Regions from separate parts of the Homo sapiens genome. Here region 1 is linked to region 2. A link is a loop called in an ENCODE intact Hi-C map of the cell type or tissue named here. Cell type or tissue: sigmoid colon. All regions are shown on one strand. Each heading gives the region's core, and the rest is flanking DNA. Links, peaks and the distances in the headings are about the cores only.

Region 1 (2,906 bases), core at 152-2,651, 410 kb before region 2:
CGCCAGTCTGTGGGGGCCGGTGAAAAACCCCGGTGGGTCATGTTTTTCTCCTGTGGAAGTGCAAGGACAGGAAGAGAATTTGTTTAAAATTACTTACGGAACAGAGAGTCACTTCGAGGTAAAAAATTAACTGCTTAGATCACCCAAAGTGACCCTGAGAGCACAGACCATGGGACAGACCAGGGGAGGGCTTGGACAGGATCCAGGGCCAGGCAGTTGTTCAGATGGGAAGACCCAGGCCCAAAGGGCGTGGGTGGTGGGTGTGTGTCTGGTATTTGGACCCAAGTCTCTTCACACCCTTTCCCTCCTCTACAGTGCCCTCAAAAACATCCAGGGACCTGAAAGTGAACACTGGCCACATTTCTCTCTTCCTTCTTTCCTGTTTGGTTTTGTCTCCTAACAGTAACTCTTGGGGTCATCGGGCCTGGCTGGGACTCCTCGCTACTCCTTAGACAGCCTCGAAACCTCCTGAACCAGGTGAGAGTTCCAGCCTCCCTGTACAGGGAGCAGATGATGGACAGGAATGGACACAGACACTCCAGATGCTGCCCAAACCTTGACTGCTCCAGGGTTATTCCAGGGGGATTCTTTTCTAAAACCATCTCTTCCAAGGTCCAGTGTTGTCAGCAACTGAAGATTCATCCACAATCCTCCAATGGCATTTAAAAGTCAAAGTGAGTAAAGACAGGCCTGCTCCAAAAACCCTCCCTTCACTCTCAACTCTGCAAATCTGTGGATCAAATTTCAAGCCACTGTTGAGGGAGGAGAAGATACAAAGGCTGTGACCTACCCCGGACATAGCGATCTGGTGGCTGAGACCCTCTGCTTTCCAAATATAAACCTGCTTGTTTTATTTCTGCTGACAGCTGAACAAGGAAAAAAAAAAAGATGTAGAAGTCCTTTCCCTTCTGGCTCCAGTCAACAATTGGAGAGAAGGACTTGGAGCCCCAGCTGGCATGGGAGGAGGATAAATAAGAAAAAACAAAACATGTCCTTGTGCTACAGTGGAATGTTTTAAAAAGAGGTGAAAAGCACAAGGTCAGGGGCAGATTGCATTTTCTATCGTTTCAGCAGGCTCAGGGAGAAGGCAGGATGCTGCCGACTCAACAATTTTGGGGCGAATCCGTTTTGGAGGGAACTCATTTCGGGGGGAGGGGGGCGTCTTAACAGCTAAAGTGCTGTGGTTTCCTTTCCTGGGAACACACCGGTTTCCCTGGCAACAGAGAAGTCCAGCCTCCAAAGTTCTGATGGGAGACCAAGGCTTGGCCTGGGATGCTCCCGACAATTATCCACAGCCAAGGCTTCACCGTCCTGCTCGCCTGGGCAGTGAGGTGGGTAGGAGAGGTGCAAAAATGTTGGCTCTGCAAAAATATGGGCTCTGGTCCCCGTCTCTCCTGCCTGCACTTGTGCAAGCAGCTACTCATCCCTAGATTCATCACTTTGCAGGGCTTTATGGCTGAGCAGGTAAAAATCCAGGAACTGCTTGGAAGCAAGCCTTCATCTGACAGCAGCTGAGGACCCTGAGGAGGCAGTAAAGACTCGGGGACGGGCAGCAATGGATCAGCAAAGGCCAGGCTTCATGCAGAGCACACTTTGGCCCTTGTGCGGCTGGCACAGGGGAACTGGATCAGAAGAGCAGGCTGGGATTTCTAAACTCATCTCTCCCTCCATTCACACTCGCTCACACGGCTCCATTGGCATCTCCTAGACATAGAGCCCATCTTCCCAGAGAGAAAGATTGAAAGGTCTGGCCTGGAAAGACACAGTCCATGGATCAGGTGTGGGAAGGCAGAGAGAGGTGAGTGAGGATCAGAGGGAGGAGAGGAGGCAGAGAGGGGGCGGGTGATTGCATTTGCAGGGCACTTATCCGGGCGCCTCTGGGAGCTGTGCTAAGTGCTCCACACACATTATCTCATTTAATTAGTTCTCCAGCTGCCAGGTGGGGCAGGCACAATTATCCCTCAATAGAGGGAATTGAGGGGTTAAGTGACCTGCCCAAGGCCACGCAGTAAGTGCATGGCAGAGCCATGAGTCACACCTGCCAGTCTCCAAGGCCTATTCTCACGCTCACAGCTCACAATGCTGTGTGTGCACATCGGGAGAGGGGTGGAAGGAGAGGCAGGGGCAGGGAGAGCCACTCTGGCCAGCGCTTTCTGTCCCTGATGGTGGAAGGAAGACAGAGGTTCCTGGAATCCTCCCCTCTGCTCACCTCCCCAGAACCTCCCCTTTTCTTCTAAACATTCTGCACACTGTCCTCCCACAGGAAGACAGGCCACGGAGCAGAGCCACCTGGAGGCTCTGAACCAGAGGCCCTGTCCAGTATCCCACCTCAAGGCACCGAGGCAACGCTGGCCGACGTTTCCTGAGGGTCTGATATTGCACCCTTCATCTCCTTTAAACAACCCTATGAAGTAGACAGGAATAGTCCCTTTTATTGAGAAGGCACTGGAGGCTAAGAGAGTGTCATGAGTATGTCCAAGTTCACAGAGCTAATAAGGGGCACAGCTGGGATTCCAGCCCTGGTCTGACCCCAAAACCCAGCCCTTAACTGGTGATGATGATGATGATAGGATAACAGCCGTGCCTTCCTGAACTCACTATGTCCTCTGCCCTGCTTGAAGCACTCTGCAAATATTGATTTGTTTTATTCTTTCAACCATCCCACATAGTACACGATATAATTAGCTCCTTTGCACAGATGGGAAAACTGAGACACAGCATTGAAAGCAACACAGCCAAGGGCATTGCTAGTAACTCACAGTGCCAATGTTTGAACCCAACCAGGCAGACTTCAGAGCTCACGCTCGTAACCCATGTAACACACTCTTTCTCCAACCATGGGGATACCGTCTCCCAGCCTTGCATCCTTCATTCTGGATGGTTCTGGGACCCTGTTAGGGCAGGCA
Region 2 (2,906 bases), core at 138-2,637:
AGTCACCAGTTGCCTTCACAGGGACAATAAAATCACACAACCAAGGCAAGACCCAGGGGGCAATTTTTTGGAACTGGTTTGACCCCAGTTAGCCAGACAACCTTGGGTACTTTCCTTCTCACCGTGGCCCCAGCTTGTTCATCTGTAAAATCAGAGTCGGTGACTCAATGGGGAAAGTGCAAGGGAGCCGCTACAGGGGGCACCATTCCTGGATGGATTTGCGGGTGGGAAATGTGGTCAGGGATGGGGCTGCCTTGCACCCGACTCCTTCCTCTCCTGGCATAATCTTTTAACCAGTGTGCTTTGGCATGAGGGGTTTGCTCTGCCCAGAGTATCCTGCCCTCCAGCTCTGACCCTGGAAATCTGATTGACCCCATCCTCTCACCCAGCTCCCATCTGTCCTCCTGGTGAGAGAAGCCTGCCATGCTCTCTTGGGCTCATCAGGTCCCTCTGTCCTCTGATCCCGGGTAACAGCGAAGGTCTACCCAGCACCCCACTCAGGTAGCCAGAGGGTGCAGAGCCGGACAGGACAGGGGTTCTCAACTTCCACCCAAACTGTGCACTTCCTTAGGGCAGGAGCCATGTCTCCCCAGCATCAATCCTTCCACAGGGCCAGCTGTGGCCAAAGCAGGAGCACAGGATGCATGCTGCAGGGGCGCCATGCAGAACGAGGTGTCCAGGCAAGATATCCAAGACAAAAGGCTTGGATATCTTACAAATCCGGGGGGTTTGTTAGCGCATGGGAAATGGACTCCAGGAGAAACGGAACATCTCATTTCTAGGAGGATGCAATTAAATACCAGACTTCTCCTCATAAAAAGACACATCCTATCCAAAGAACAATCAAAGACACCTCTTATGGAGAGCAAGGGTCTAGCCCTGGCACTGCCCTGGGCCCCCTGGGTGAGCTGCCTGCCCGTTTGGACTTCGCATGCCTCATTTTTCTCTGGTGTGGCATGAAAGGAGGTCAGCCATGTCCACCTCTCATCTTCAGCACTGCAGGTCTCAGTGTCCTCACCAGTGGCCACGATGCCTGCTAGGGGTGGAACGTGCTGGGCTTATTCTCTTGCCTGACTCTGCCTGTCCACCTTGGCATCCCCTAGCTTGCCTTGTGGACAGCCCAAGGGATCGCTGCTTTCCCACACAGCCTCTTGCACCAGTCCAGTGGCTCTGACGTCCAGAAAATGTATCATGCTCATTCCCACTGGACTCCTTGTTAGCCTAACCCTAGGGTGAGCAGCAGAGGGGGAAAAAGTTAGATTTTATAAAGCAAGAGAAGCAAGCTTATGGGGAGAGTGCCTGCTGCATGTTTGCCTTCTCTGTCCTCATCCTGGGGCTGGGACGAGGGGAGGTGGATGGAGTGCTGGCTGTCACCAGGCAGGGCCTGGCCTGGTGTTGGTCCCAAGCTCTGCCTCTTTAAGAGAACCCTGGGGCCAAGATTTATTGGCTGCTGCAGTCCTGCTGCGTGTGTGGCTTTGGTATTTACAGGCCTGGGGAAGGCTGAGGTCTTCCTTCCCAGACTACACAGCTGAAGTGAGCTGGAGTTTGGGCAGAGAATGGCTGCCATTCATGCTGGAGTTTGCAGCAGAACTTGGTGTGCAGCCCAGGGGAGCAGGCGGCCTTGTACTTATAATAGCTCAGTCCTAGGACGGAAATCCCACCCTCCGGGTTCAGACAGGGAGGGGAAGGGAGGGGCCACTTGTCCCCTCCATGTGCCTGGGCACCCATGCCAGGGTCCAGCTGGGGGGCAGGCAAGAGCTGTTGCCTGAGGGTCTACCTTGTGGATGCAGGCACTAGAGACGCAGCAGTGAGGAGGGCAGGCAGGATGTGCCTCAGGAGCTGAGACCAGGAGTGAGATGCCAAAGCAGGTCACAGATTAAATAATGCAGAGGCCACCCGTGCATACTGGGATGTCCAGGGCGGACAGGGTCCCCTTGGCCAGGGCACCTCAGCTCTGAGTCTTCTGCTTACCTGGGGAGTGGTAGGAATGGCATCTACCTCATAGGGTTTTGCAGGGCTGAAACAATGTAATTAATTAATGTAATTAAATAATGTAAATAAATCGTGTAATTAAATAATGCATGCAAAAGGCCTGACGTAGTATTCCATAATGGTTCTTATTTTTACCATAGCCATGGCTGCTAATTGTTAGGGAAGGTAAACTAACACTGCTTCTTAGCCATGGGGTGCTGTGGGCGGAGCACTGTGAAGACCTCGTTTCAAATCTCATCCTTCCTCTTTCTGATGCTGGGACGCAGCACACATCACTCAGGGTTGGAGGGTGCACTGGTGGGTGCCTCGTGATCACAGCCAAGTCAAAGAAACAGGACCTACTGTGTATTGAGCACTTGCTATAAATCAGGAGCCAAGTTAAGCATGTTATCTGCTTTATCACATTTTTAATTTATTGTTAACTTTTTATCATGGAAAATGTATGCAAAAATGGAATAGCGAGGGCCTCCCTTATACTCACTACCCAGCTTCAATAACAATTGGCATTTTTTGTTGTTGTTGTTTTTAAATCAATTCCTCCTGCTTTTCTTCTTTTTCTCTTCCTTCCCCCTCTTTTTTCCTCCTTTTCTTCTTCACTTCATCATTCTCTGCTGGAATATCTAAAGCAAACACCCAACATTGTATCACTTCACCTGTAAATACGTCAGTATGTGTTGCTACTAGTTAAAATATTTTTAAACTGAAACCACACATCTATTATCATACCTTAAAAAGTAAGCAATAATTTTTAACATCATCTAATAACCAGTCTGCACATCATCTCATTTAATCCTTCAAATAACCCACTGGAATTCAAAATATGACTGCTCCCATCTTTCAAATGAAAATTGGAGTGAATGAGATATTTAAGTAACTTGTGCACAGTCCCCCAGCTCACATGACAGCCACACAAT

Evidence for each region. Peaks named below come from ENCODE experiments on the same cell type or tissue, not always from the same donor. Only the 100,000 strongest peaks of a DNase experiment are listed, where the experiment ranks them.
Region 1: it touches region 2 in a loop (2.5-fold over the local background); 7 of 110 quality-filtered maps call a loop at or near these places.

Annotation. Positions count from the first base shown.
Region 1 is chr10:79,183,490-79,186,395 of GRCh38, reverse strand. All of the region lies in intron 4 of ZMIZ1 (zinc finger MIZ-type containing 1), which reads right to left. Among named protein-coding and RNA genes, the nearest start is that of ZMIZ1, 120 kb to the right of the region's middle. RefSeq lists enhancers at 572-1,331, 1,531-2,730. In sigmoid colon, for the core only: no CTCF peak of the experiment used is centred there; no DNase peak of the experiment used is centred there; H3K27ac peaks cover 2,404 bases.
Region 2 is chr10:78,776,285-78,779,190 of GRCh38, reverse strand. No RefSeq gene overlaps it. Among named protein-coding and RNA genes, the nearest start is that of ZMIZ1-AS1, 290 kb to the left of the region's middle. RefSeq lists an enhancer at 1,324-2,211. In sigmoid colon, for the core only: no CTCF peak of the experiment used is centred there; DNase peaks (open chromatin) are centred at 1,120 and 1,540; H3K27ac peaks cover 765 bases.